Linked DNA regions of Mus musculus: region 1 is linked to region 2. A link is a contact called in ENCODE Hi-C data. All regions are on one chromosome and are shown on one strand. Each heading gives the region's core, a stretch centred on a gene start or an enhancer-like site at or near the end of the contact. The rest is flanking DNA. Distances are from core to core; before and after follow the strand shown.

Region 1 (5,942 bases), core at 2,062-4,561, 2.5 Mb before region 2:
TGGGGGGGGGGGTGCTACCTCCATCAAACAAATGCCGAGCTCTGCCGTGCCGCCGTCGCGCTGTGATCTTTCCATCTATTCAAAACGGCACTGAATGCTGTGATTTATTAGTGGTAGCCCGGAGAGGAGGAGGAGATCCAGAGAAAAATCAAAAAAATATGCAGACAGTCGGCTTCCAGACAGGCAGAGCGTAAGTGGAAAGATTTTTGTGTTACTTTATTTTCTTTGATTAGCATGTAAGGATTGGATTTATTAGCAGAGTATAGTGTTTTATTTGAACTCATACACCCAGCTTTCTCCCCTCCCTCTTTCTCTGTCTCTCTCCTTACTGCTCCCACCCATGTATGTATGTGTGTGTGTGTGTGTGTGTGTGCACATGTGCACATGTGCCCGAGGTTGACATTAGGTTTTTCTCAATTGTACTCCACTTGGTCTATTAAGGCAAGCTTTCCCACTTGGATCTAAAGCTCACAGATTTAGCTAGTTTAGTTAGCCACTTTGCCCCAGGCATCCTATCTCCACCTCTTCTGCACCGAGAATATGCTACACCCATCTGATATTCACAAGGGAGCTGGGGGGTCCAAACTCCAGTTCTCATGGTTTTATGGCGGGTGAGTGCTTTGCTCACTGAGCCACCCCAACAGTCCCCTTGGTTATGAGACAGGGTCTCCCTGTGAAGCACAGGCTAGCCTCAAACTCACGGTCCTTCTGTCCCAGGCTTCCAATGCACCTAGCCCCCTCCCTTTCTTTTACTGTCTCTTTCTTCTCTTTCCTTCACTCTTCCATCTCCCTCTTTTGAAAATTTGCTATTCTGCCCTTTCCCCACCCCCCATCCCCCAGGATCTCATATAGCCCAGGTTGGCCTCATACTTGCCATGTAGCTCAGGCTGGCCTTGAACTCCTGATGCTCCTGCCACAGCCCCTCAAGGACTGGGATTATAAGTGTGCACCATCATGCCTCACTTCCTGGTCTGTATTACCGGAGCCTTTGAACTCCTATCTTCTTGCTCTTTTTAAAGTCCATCATGGCTTATTACAGTCGTGTCTCTGAGGCCTTGAACCCCAGAACTTAGTCCTTCTGTCCAGCTATAGTCCCAAATTCCCTCAGCCTCTAGTATTACTACTGTAGTCCTAGCATTGCTGGGTGTTGTAGCTACACTGGTGATGTAGTTTTCCTTAGGCCATCCCTGCTCCCATCAGCTCCTCCCCTGCACTTCTCCTCAGGAAGAGTCATGCAAACACTCTCCCAGCTTCCTCTCCTGCTACCCTTGAGTCTGCTGAGGTCTCACAGCATCCCCATTAGAACTGTAGCCCTTGCAGGGGTAGCTGGTTCACTCAGCTGTTGCAATCCTCTCTCTGAGAAGTTTTGGACCTGTGTATTCCTTGTCTAGGTCTGAATGGGGTGGTGGTGGTCTAATCCCATAGGCACAGAAGAGTTAAGGTGCCAGTGGTTGCAGATTTGTGTGTGTGTGTGTACATGCATGTATGCACATGCTCACAAGTGTGCCTCTGTGCATGTGGAGGCCAGAGGCCAAACTCAGGTGCTAATCTACCTTGTTTTTTGAGACAGGTCTCTTATTGGCTTGGAAACCTCCAAGTAGGCTTGGCTGGCTGGTCAATGGGCCCTGGGGTTGCATCCATCCCTACCTCTCAAGCATGCGCATTCCTAAAGCCCAATTTTCTTTCTTCTTCTTCTTCTTTTGTTGTTGTCTCCCTAGCTCCTCTATTGCAGTTTAACACCTCAACACCTCAACTCAACTAACTTTCTAACTCTTCATCTCTAAACCTGCTCTTTCTGCAGCGGTCCTCATTCCTTTAGTAAGAGGTTGAACCTTGTGGTGCCTCTGTCTGAGAGTCTCAGAGGCCTTCTTAGTAGCTCCTTTTGCTCAGCGCACCACAGTCAGGATGTCAGCGCCATGGCCACAGATCACCATCTGAAGAGCTGCCACCTGGTCTCACCCTCACCTTTTTTTTTTTGTCAGGACCACTTAAATTGTGTCTCCGCGTGATCCTGTGGCTTGACCCCCTGTCTGCTTGGCTCATTTCTCTCTCTTTCTTTTCTTTTCCTTTTTCTTTTCTTTTCTTTTTTCTTTTCTTTTCTCTTTCTTTCTTTCTTTCTTTCTTTCTTTCTTTCTTTCTCTCTCTCCTTCCCTCCCTCCCTCCCTCCCTCCCTTCTTTCTTTCTTCTTTCTTTCTCTCTTTCTCTCTCTCTTTCTTTCTTTCTTTCTTTCTTTCTTTCTTTCTTTCTTTCTTTCTTCCTTCCTTCCTTCCTTCCTTCCTTCCTTCCTTTCTTTCTTTCTTTCTTTCTTTCTTTCTTTCTTTCTTTCTTTCTTTCTTTCTTTCAATTTTGCAGTGTGAGGATGGGCTCACAGGCCTTTGAGTCAAAGACTCTAACCCACTAAGCTCCATCTCAGCCCAAAGTCACAAGCCCAGCACAGAGCTCCACCCCCAGTTCAGAGCCCACCTCCAGCCTAGTGCTCTACCCCCAGTTCAGAGCTCCCACTCAGAGCTCCATTTGCAGCCCAGTGCTCCACCCTTTATTCAGAGTTCCACCTCTGTCCAGAGCTCCACCCATCCAGAGTTCAACCTCTACCTCAGAGCTCCACCCAATCCCAGAGCTCCACCCAATCCCAGAGCTAAACCCAATCCCAGAGCTCCACCCAATCCCAGAGCTCCACCCAATCCCAGAGCTCCACCTCTACCTCAGAGCTCCACCCAATCCCAGAGCTAAACCCCCAGCCTTGTGCTCCACTCCCAATTCAGAGAGCTCCTCCCACCCATTCCAGAACTCCGCCCTTAGCCTAGAGCCCCACCCCCAGCCTAGTGCTCCACCCAGTCTAGACCTCCACTTCGGCCTAGAGATCCACCGCAGCCCAGGCAGGATCTTTCATGTCAGCCCTTTGGATCCTTATCAGAGGGTGAGGCCTCACATCCTAGGCCCCAAGCAGTTCATTCCTTTTTCCTCTCAGAGTCCAGGTTCTTGATTACCTGCTCAGGGATCCTAGAAATCCCACGTGGGAATTAGGACCTCGCTCCACAACTCCTACTGCACATGTAGGTAGTGAGGTCACACCTCAGGCAGCCAACAACTGCCTCCAGATAGCCTTCAGAAAGCTTAAGGCATCGCGGTACAATACGCAGCTTTGACCAGTAGATGGCACTGTGGTTGTTTCCAAAAGGCAGCTGAGGCTTTTGGAGAAAGAAAATGTCCAAATGGCAGCAACAGCTGCACTCCGAACCCTGCAGGGAGCTTTCAAAAGCATTAACCCCTGAGTGGTAGGGAAGCAGGAGCTGGAGGCAGGGGGGGGATCTTAACTCCCGGAGGCCAGGCCAGAGGAGCAAGGGGCAAGCGGAGGCAGGAGAAAGCAAACTGCAGGGTGCCCTTTCTTAGGGACAGCCAGGGGCTCAGTTAGCCCAGGGGTGGGGTTTGGAGCCACTCTGGCACTCCGTTGGGGGGTGGTTTTCTAGAGATGAATGCAGCTGGGAGCCCCGTGCTGACTGTGTGAGATTGCCCTGCAGTTTCTTTTTAGTAACCACTTTGGGCCACTAATTTAAATCGTGGCTCCTCTACCCGTGAAGGCCAGGAACATTTCTTCTTCGTTTGTGTTGGTTTTTCAGAATACCCGACAAGTGTCAGATGCCTTAGAAATAGTTGTTGAACCAATGCCTAATTGATTAGATAGATAAATAAATTTTGGATTTGGGGGTGGTGGTGGTGAGGAAATTGAACCTTTCCCTTTGTTGAGAATTGAACCCAGGACCTCCTGTGTGTTAGGTAAGTGCTCTGTCAATGAGTTTCGGTCCTGAGAGTCAGCACCCTCCCCTCCCCCCATGCCCTACCTCAGGAAACAATGGCATTAAGGATCTTGCTTATTTGGTACAGGGTTTGTTGACTACGCTGGAAGCCCTAGGTTTCATCTCCAGCACAGCACAAACAGAGCACTTGGGAGGTGGCAGTAGGAGGTTCAGAAGTTCAAGGTCATCCTCCACTACTCCCGCAGTTCAAGGCCAGTCTGGAGTTTCTGAGACCCTGACTCATAGATAACTAAGTACATTTTACAAATTAAAAAAAAAAATTAGTGATGGGGGTTGGGGTGATGGCACAGTGGTTACAATGCTTGTCGTGCAAGCTGGAGGACCAGAGGTTGGATCCTAAGGACCCATGGAATGACAGGTGGGTGTGGCAGGTGGGTGTGGCGGCTTGCCTGTAAACCCAGCCTCTGAATTTAGAGATGGAGGAGCCAGGGAGCAAACTGGCTAGAGAGGAAACCAGCTCTATCAGTGAGCTCTGGGTTTAGCTGAGAGATTAGGCCTCAAGAAGAATAAGAGAAAGGATTGGGGAATATTTCACATATCAGTCTTGGGCCACACACACACACACACACACACACACACACACACACAAGCTTACACATATATATGAACATGCATGCACACCCCACATACACATGAAAAGAAAACAATAATAATAATGACAAACAACAGGACTCCCTGTTTGTGGTGCTACATGCCTTATAATCCCTGTAGGTTGGGAAGCGGAGGCAGGAGGATGTTCACCATTCTAGGCCACCATGGCCTACATAATGACATGTCTCAACAACAGGCATAAGCCCAGACAGGGAATTTCAAATGTCTGCCTTGGTGTCTTTCAGTGCTGACCCTCTCGACGGCATCCATTGCAGTACCAAGAGCTAGCCAAAACTCCTTCCCCACATCACATCTCCATACATCTGTCAAATCTGTGCTTCTCAATTCCCTCGGATCCATATTCATCCTTCTTTAGCAATTTATCTCTATCACATCCTCCTTTGAATTAAAAGGATTTAGTGGCTCATTCTGTCTTCCAGCTAGATGGGGTTATGTTAGGATCTCAGTTCAGGTCACCCAGGCAATATGGCAGCCATTATGGGCCAACTCCTTAAAGGGTCTTTAAAGAAAACACAATTAAGGCTGACAGCATTTTCTAAAGAGGGCACACCTATCTATGTCCCTTTACATCATTTTTCTTACTTTCTTTTTCTTTTTTTGTTCTAGTGCTGGGGATGGAACCTAGGACCTTGTACATGTTAGATAAGAGTTCTGTTGCTAAGCCACGCCCCCAGCCCCTCACTGCGGGATTCTAGTTAGGAGTTCTGCCACTTAACCACATTCCCAGATGGCCATAAGTGAATTTTAGGTTAAGTGCCTTACCATTGAACCATACCCCTCAGACATGTTGTTCTATTCATACATTAGAAGAAAGGAACACAGACTTGGACACTGCAATACTGCAGTGATAAGTACCTGAGGTAAACACATTGGTTTAGGAAGCTACTCTCACATCTGCAGCTCAGAAAGTAGAGAGAATGGAGCAGAAGTGAGACAAAGTGGTAGCCCTCATAGACCCTCCCCTAACAGCTTTAGGAGGGGCCATGTTATCTTGTTAGCTTCAGGAACTTATTATTGAGACTTGTGTGTTGTTTACTTCCTGAGTTCTATGAGCCTCACTTGCTCCTTCCTGGAAGGAAAGAAAGTGAAAGCAGTTCCTACTCTGAGGAAATGTCATTATAGCAGGGGAAAAGGACAGGATATGATTCGTGGCTAAAGTAAAATGAACAATAATTAAGGCCAGTGTCTAGAAACTCATAGTAACAAAGACACCTAGTTAAGAAGGACCTTGGAGACTACTTGATTTGTGCTCCAAGTTTTACAGCTGGAGAAAATTGAGGCTTAGCCAAATTAAGTCAACTATGATAGGTCCCCCAGCTCTGAAGCTGCATGCCTAGTTCCTAACATGGTGTTTGACCTATTTTCTACACAGCTATACACAAGAGCTGGGAGAGAAGACAGGTGCTAGAGTTGCTGACCTGTAGAGTAGAAGCATCCTTTTCAAGAATAAGATGGGATGACTGCTGATACCTTCGTTCTTCTCAAGCTCCCATGAAGCCCAGGGTAGCCTCTACT
Region 2 (6,032 bases), core at 212-2,711:
TGCTTTCCCTGTCTTTATGTTTGCTGCATAGAAGGGGAAGCCTCAGTCACCACTTGGCTGGTGTGAATGTATACACAAGTCGGATAGTTTGAGGAACTGTGCAGAGGGAAGGCAGTTCATGAAACCTACCGTGATTCGTGGGATGAGGGTTAGATCAAGATCTTTTTCTTCTAGACTAGGAACCCAACCTCCCATCCATGTCAGACAGTACAAAGATTATGTTATATTGTGCACCTACTGTGTGCCCAGAATCTGGACCTCCACCCCCATCTCAGAACCAACTCTTTGCATATGAGATTGGCCTAGAGGCAATTCAACCCCGGGCTACGGGCCTAGTAGCCTCTCCTTGGTTTAGAGCAAATCTCGGAAGCTGTAACTGCAAAAAGGACCGGAGCGTCGCGGTTCTTGCCCGTAGAGGGAAAGGCGCCATGGGGACCAGGGGCCGGTCCGCAACCGGAGGCGGGATGTAGTGGGAGCCACAGCTGTCAGTGTCGCACCCAGGGACTGCGCCCCCGCGGGGCCAACCGGGCGCCAGGGTGGAGAGGAGGGGCGGCGAGGGGCGGGGCACGTGGGGCGGGACGGAGGAGGGGCGGTGGCACCGGCTGGCGGCTCCGGCTGGGCGCGCCGAGAAGTCCCGCTCCGAGAGCCGCGAGCGCCAGGAGTAAGGCGCGCTCGGTACAATCCGGGCAGCGAAGTCCAGAGCGCGAGAGCAAGGGTGGGAGAAAGGGGTGTCCTCGCGTCACTACCAGGGACCCCCCTTCTCTCCCTCAATCCAGCCCCGGGTAGCCGGTGGCGCTGGCGGCGGGCCGCCTGATGGAGTTCACTTGAGCCAGGAACAGGCGGGAGAGGCAGGCCGGAGCGGAGCTAGTCCTGCGCGCCCCGTAGCAGCTTCAACCACAGCTTTCCACACCGCAGGCGGGCAACACCCGCGGCAGATTGCGACTCCCGGAGCGTGTCGGTGCCACGCCGCAGCGGGCCCAGGACCCATCAGATCAGCCCGCGGCGGTGCCGTACCGGCGGCACCCGCTGTTGGGGAGCCCGAGGCGGCCGCCGGGGAGCTGCTTTCGCCTCTGCCGCCGTACGCCCTCCTCCTCCTCCTCCTCCTCCCTCTCCCTCCTCCCTCCCTCCGCACATGGTCTCCTTTGTCCTGTCGCCGCCGCAGCCGCCTCGTTCTTAGCTCCGCGCGCCGCGGCAGCGGCTCCCGGGCCGCTGCTCTTCAGCCCTGCCAGGTCCCCAGGGCGCACCAAGTTGAGCCTCTGGTTTAAGCCAGCCGGTTCCCCGCGCGCCCCGCAGGAGCAACCAGGAGAGCGCGCGGGCCGGGCCCCCTCCCCATCTCCCCGCCACCCGCCCGGGACTTGGCTGCGTTGGATGTGCGCGCGCGGCGTTGACTCCTGGCTGCCGTGGAGGAGCCGGGTGCTGCTGCTGCTGGCTCTGCTGCCGTTTAGGATCCGGTTCGGATTTGGTTCGCGTGCCTCAGCTTTGAGACTTTGGAGAGGAATTAGCAAAACACACAGACTTGTGGACCTAGCCGGGCCGGCTGGAGTTGGGCGTTTTCTCTGCCTTGGGTTTTGGTTGCTCTCTCCCGGTGGTGTGTGGTGATCCACCCGGAGAGAACCTGACGGAGGACTCAAACCATGAACTTGGGGTTGACAAGACCGCCGAACCCCTGGCGACCAGGTAATGTTGCCCCACCACCACCACCGTTGGGGGGATGGGGTGGGGTGGCTGGCTCGCCTGCGGTCCGCGGTTTCGGGGGAGGAGGCAGGGGTCGAGGGGTCTTTTGTTGCGGCCGCAGCCGGGCCAGGGTGGTAACGGAGGCGGGCTGCTGGCGTCTGGCGGGCCTGGCCTTCCTCCCCCACCCCTCCCCCGCTCCCCTTTGTACTTTCCTAGCTCCCTGAGCTGGCTGGGCTCGGCCGGTGAGCCGTGAGTGCCTGCCGGGGGAGGCCCTAGCCAACAGAGGCGATCCCACCTCCGGGAGTGAACCCATAGCTCCCAAGGGAGATCCGCTGGACTCCTAGGCTGGGAATGCCCGCACCGGCTCGGGCTAGGAAGGGCTCCTTGGAGCGGCGCTGCCTGCTGACGGGTCACTGTCCTTGGGCTGAGCTCCGGGTCCCCGCCCTCCCGCTTGTGCGCACGCGGAGCCCGGGGAAGCAAAGGAGAGCTAGCTGGTGCAGGAACTCACCCGCGCCTAAGTTTCTAAGAGAATTGTCTTTGCACCTTCTTCCTGCGGGTGCCGTTTTGGAGAGCTACCTTAGCGAATTGAGTTTTAAGGGGTTCCGGGTACAGCTTCAAACATCTGGGACCCACCCGTGCGCACGGGAATTTTTTATTTCTTTATTTTTATTTGTTTTAACCAAACTGCTTTACCCAACTTTTCCTTCTACGCCAGCTACAGCTTCTAGACCATAAAAAGTATTGACATAAAAGGCAAATAGTACCCACCCTGCCGTAAAATGCCCCAAAGAGCATGTTTGTCTGGGAATTTTAGGTTGTGCTTCTAAGTGTATATAAAACTCATCAAAGCCAATCGAGGTGAGGAAATGAAATAGCAACTGATATTAAATTCTGTGCGGCTAAAGGTAATGGTTGCTGGAGAGAAGCGGGAAGGCATCCATGCGTCTGCCACTAGATCCACCGCACCTGCAGTCCTCATTGCTAATTTAAAAAGAAAAAAAATTAGGGAAATGAACCAAGTTATAGAAAGAAATGCACTTTTTTCTTCTAAAAGCAACGAAATGAAAATGTCCCCACGATTAAGGCGCCCAGCGATATGTACAAACGATTTTTTAAAAATACGTGTGTATGTGGAGGGTATATGAAGAGATGAAGGGAAAACTTGCAGGAATCAGTGATCCCCTCCACCTTTAAGTGAGTATGGAGGATCCAACTGAGGTTGTTGCATTTGGCAACAAACCTATTTACCTGCTGAGCCATCACGCCCACCCTGTATGGATGATTTTTCAGTCTTGTTGAGTGAAGGAAAATTACTTGAGGACCGTTGAAGCAGCTACATGGAATCTGCACCTATCAAGGCTTTGCCTGGGAGACTTACTTGAAGAATTTGGACGAAGATGGTCCAGGAGGCCAGATGGAAGAACAAGGGACCTTTTTTATTTTTATTTTTATTTTTTAAACCAAGGCACCGAGACACATGTACCTTTGGTGTTTTTTTGCCTTTCCAAAGGAGGCCTTTTTGAGACACCCCCTGACTGTAAGCAAGGCACAGGAGACAATTCAACACTTTGTGACTGATGCCAGTAAATTGAAGGGCTCAAAAAGCTTCCATTAGAAGGCATCGCTCCAAGCATCTTGAATCTCCGTCAGACATATTTCCTTGACAACCATTGGTCACAGAATCATCAGGTCCTCAGGGTCACTTCATTATCTACTTGAGAGCATACTCAGAGCCTAGTGGTGCTCACAAAGGTGACAGAATCACAGGGGCTGCCGCCTACCGCCTAATCCAGCTCTGGCTCCCATACCTAGAGCCACGCAAATGCAGCCTTAACAAGTTGCTTCTCCCTCTCTCTTCTTGCAGTTTTGGAAGAGCAGCTAATTTTTTTTTTTTTCTTTTAAACCGATTTCTTTAGGCCCATTAGACTCACTGTAATAGAAAAACCCCAACATTTTTAACAGTTATTTTAGTTCTGTAACATAACAGAAGAGACAGAATATTGCTCTCGTGTGCATGTGTGTAGGTTTTTTTTTTTTTTTCCCCCTTTCTTTCAAAAAATATTAACTCCATTTTGGTTTTGAAGCCGAGGCTTGCTAGTGACCATTCTAAGAGTATTTCACATCATTTTAAGGACGATGAAAACTCTTTGAGTTGCCAAGTTTTAGACTGCAAGACTTAGAAAGACATAGAAATCTCATTATGATTTGGGAATAGTAACACCTTTGGTGCCACTGTGTGCTTTTTCAGATTCACGAGTCTCTGTGTGCAGTGCAGATCAGTGAGGCTTTGTAACTTAATATTCTTGAACTGTTTAATGCTGAACACCCTCCACGGGACCTTCTTTGTGGCTCATTTTTATGAAATGCTACTCTAATAATATAATTTTGTTTAGTGTTACTTATGATGTCAGGAAAAGCTCTGTGTATATTTTATTCTAACTGCAAAAGCAGAGGGGTTATCTCTGTAGGATTTTTCACGAGTGAATGCAATTGAATACTTATTTTGTATATTTTTTGCCCTTGAGCCTATTAATCCTCTGAACCACCGTATAGAAGGAAGATTAGAATAAAATAAATGAGAGCCAGCCATAATAAAAATAGGCTAGGTCTTTTTATATCCCTGGCCTTGTGAACTGGAACATTTCCCTCAGTTATACGCAGAAATGTTTCATCTCCATCAATGTGGCCTTGGAAAACTACATAGAATATCTTCTTTGTCCCCCAAAGCCAGCCCAACTTCCCTTACCCCTACCCCCCACATTTCTTTATCCCATATAGAGTGAACATTCTGTGCCTTGCTTTGTCAAATGTATGCATCTTGGTATAAAACATGAAAGATCAGAGTTTTCTCAGAGGGGTCACAGGTCAAACATAGCATGAGTGTGGCTTGACCATTGATTGACAGGTCGAAGTGGTATCTTCAAATAAGAAGAGTGAGCTTTCTTAATTTTTACCTGTTTTCCGCGTCCTAGAAAGAAGCAGTAAATCCTGCAATATTACCGTCTCTTTCATCAAACTGGCTCACCATTTCCTCCCTAGAACATTAGTATATAATTTAAGCTGACTTTATAGTCTTTCTGTTTAAAGAGGCGCATTGCCTTCCCTCACACCAGTATAATAACTAGCTGACATGATCCCTGAAAAGCATGAGAGATGGCAAAGTGACCAGGTTTTAAATAGGGTCAGCTCTCATCCAAAACACTGAGTTTGGCCCTGGTGACCGTGACAAACACTGAACCTCGGGATCATCAAATACATCTTTAAAATCAAATTCGTTTCTGGATATCCTGGCTGACACTTTGGTGAGGAAAAGCTTAATGTCAAAAATAACCAAAAAACAAAACAAAAACAAACAAACAAAAAAAAAAAACCACATTTCTGATTTGTAGAAGAAAATTGAAAAACAAAATCCGGTGTCAAAAATTTAAAAATAAATAAATTAAAAATTAAAAATAATGATCTGTCAACTGAATTAGAAAATCGTTTTGTGAATGAACTAAATTGCCTTGTGAACCATTTTGTAGAAATATGTTTTGCACAGATAATAATAAGGACACATTTTGAAAATCAGATTTTTTTTTTCTTCCTTCCCCCAGCAAATAGCTGCAGTGCAGGCCTTTCTGCAACAGTCAACCAGCACCACCTGATGGAGGATTTGGGGAAATCACTGACTCTTACATTCTTCCTAAAAATATAGTCAATTGATTTAAAATGATAGCAGCCGACAAGGCTGTGGTTGATAGTCTTCACTGACAGTCCTAACGCTTACCCTCCCCTTTTTGTTTTGCAGGCTTCAGATGCTAGCTCTGAAAAACTCTTCAACACTGTTCTTGTAAACAAAGGTAAGACCCATTTATTACACTAAAGGATGGCTTTTAAAAATGAATAAGTAAATGCATCTCGTTGTCATTGTCCAAGAAGAAAGAGGAGAGGAAAAAAAAAATCCATGTGCTCTTTTTGTCTTAGCATTTTTGTGTTTTTGCTCCACTGTGGGGTCTGGTGGTTTTTTGAGGTGCAGGAGGAAAATGTTCATTTTTGAAAGAATTTCCCGATTCCTCGTTTGAATTGACCGGTGGTGTTAATTTTGTGTGGGATGCTGCAACAGAGAAGAATGGTTTTACAATGTCTTGATTGTTAGTTATCAACTTCCCGGCAGTCAGAGCACTATAAATAGTGTGTGTGTGCGCGCCTCGGATGGTAATAACCAATGGGGTATTTAATATTCACGGCGTTAGAGCCATAAACCAAGCCTTCTTCTGCTCTGGGCTCTCTGTAAAGTTAATAAATGAGCAAGAGGGCAGAATTTAAGTACCCACTTCTCCATTGATTCCTTCCAAACCTCAGTCCATAGATTAAGA

Evidence for each region. A loop is a pair of places that touch in the nucleus more often than their neighbours do.
Region 1: a map of heart shows a loop between it and region 2 (3-fold over the local background). The contact joins two enhancer-like sites. A Hi-C loop is called at or near these places in 7 of 37 maps with a recorded cell type or tissue (adrenal gland, heart and left cerebral cortex).

The regions. Positions count from the first base shown.
Region 1 is chr5:134,004,165-134,010,106 of GRCm38, reverse strand. No RefSeq gene overlaps it. Among named protein-coding and RNA genes, the nearest start is that of Gm40340, 44 kb to the left of the region's middle. Within about 2 kb of position 3,311, at least 1 of the 3 ENCODE cell types and tissues checked has a DNase peak (open chromatin) inside an H3K27ac peak, as active enhancers do; it is heart, where a contact is called at or near this core.
Region 2 is chr5:131,533,305-131,539,336 of GRCm38, reverse strand. It overlaps Auts2 (autism susceptibility candidate 2), which reads left to right. Exons shown (of 20, transcript NM_001363480.1): 6 at 5,465-5,516. Among named protein-coding and RNA genes, the nearest start is that of Gm29681, 120 kb to the right of the region's middle. Within about 2 kb of position 1,461, at least 1 of the 3 ENCODE cell types and tissues checked has a DNase peak (open chromatin) inside an H3K27ac peak, as active enhancers do; it is heart, where a contact is called at or near this core.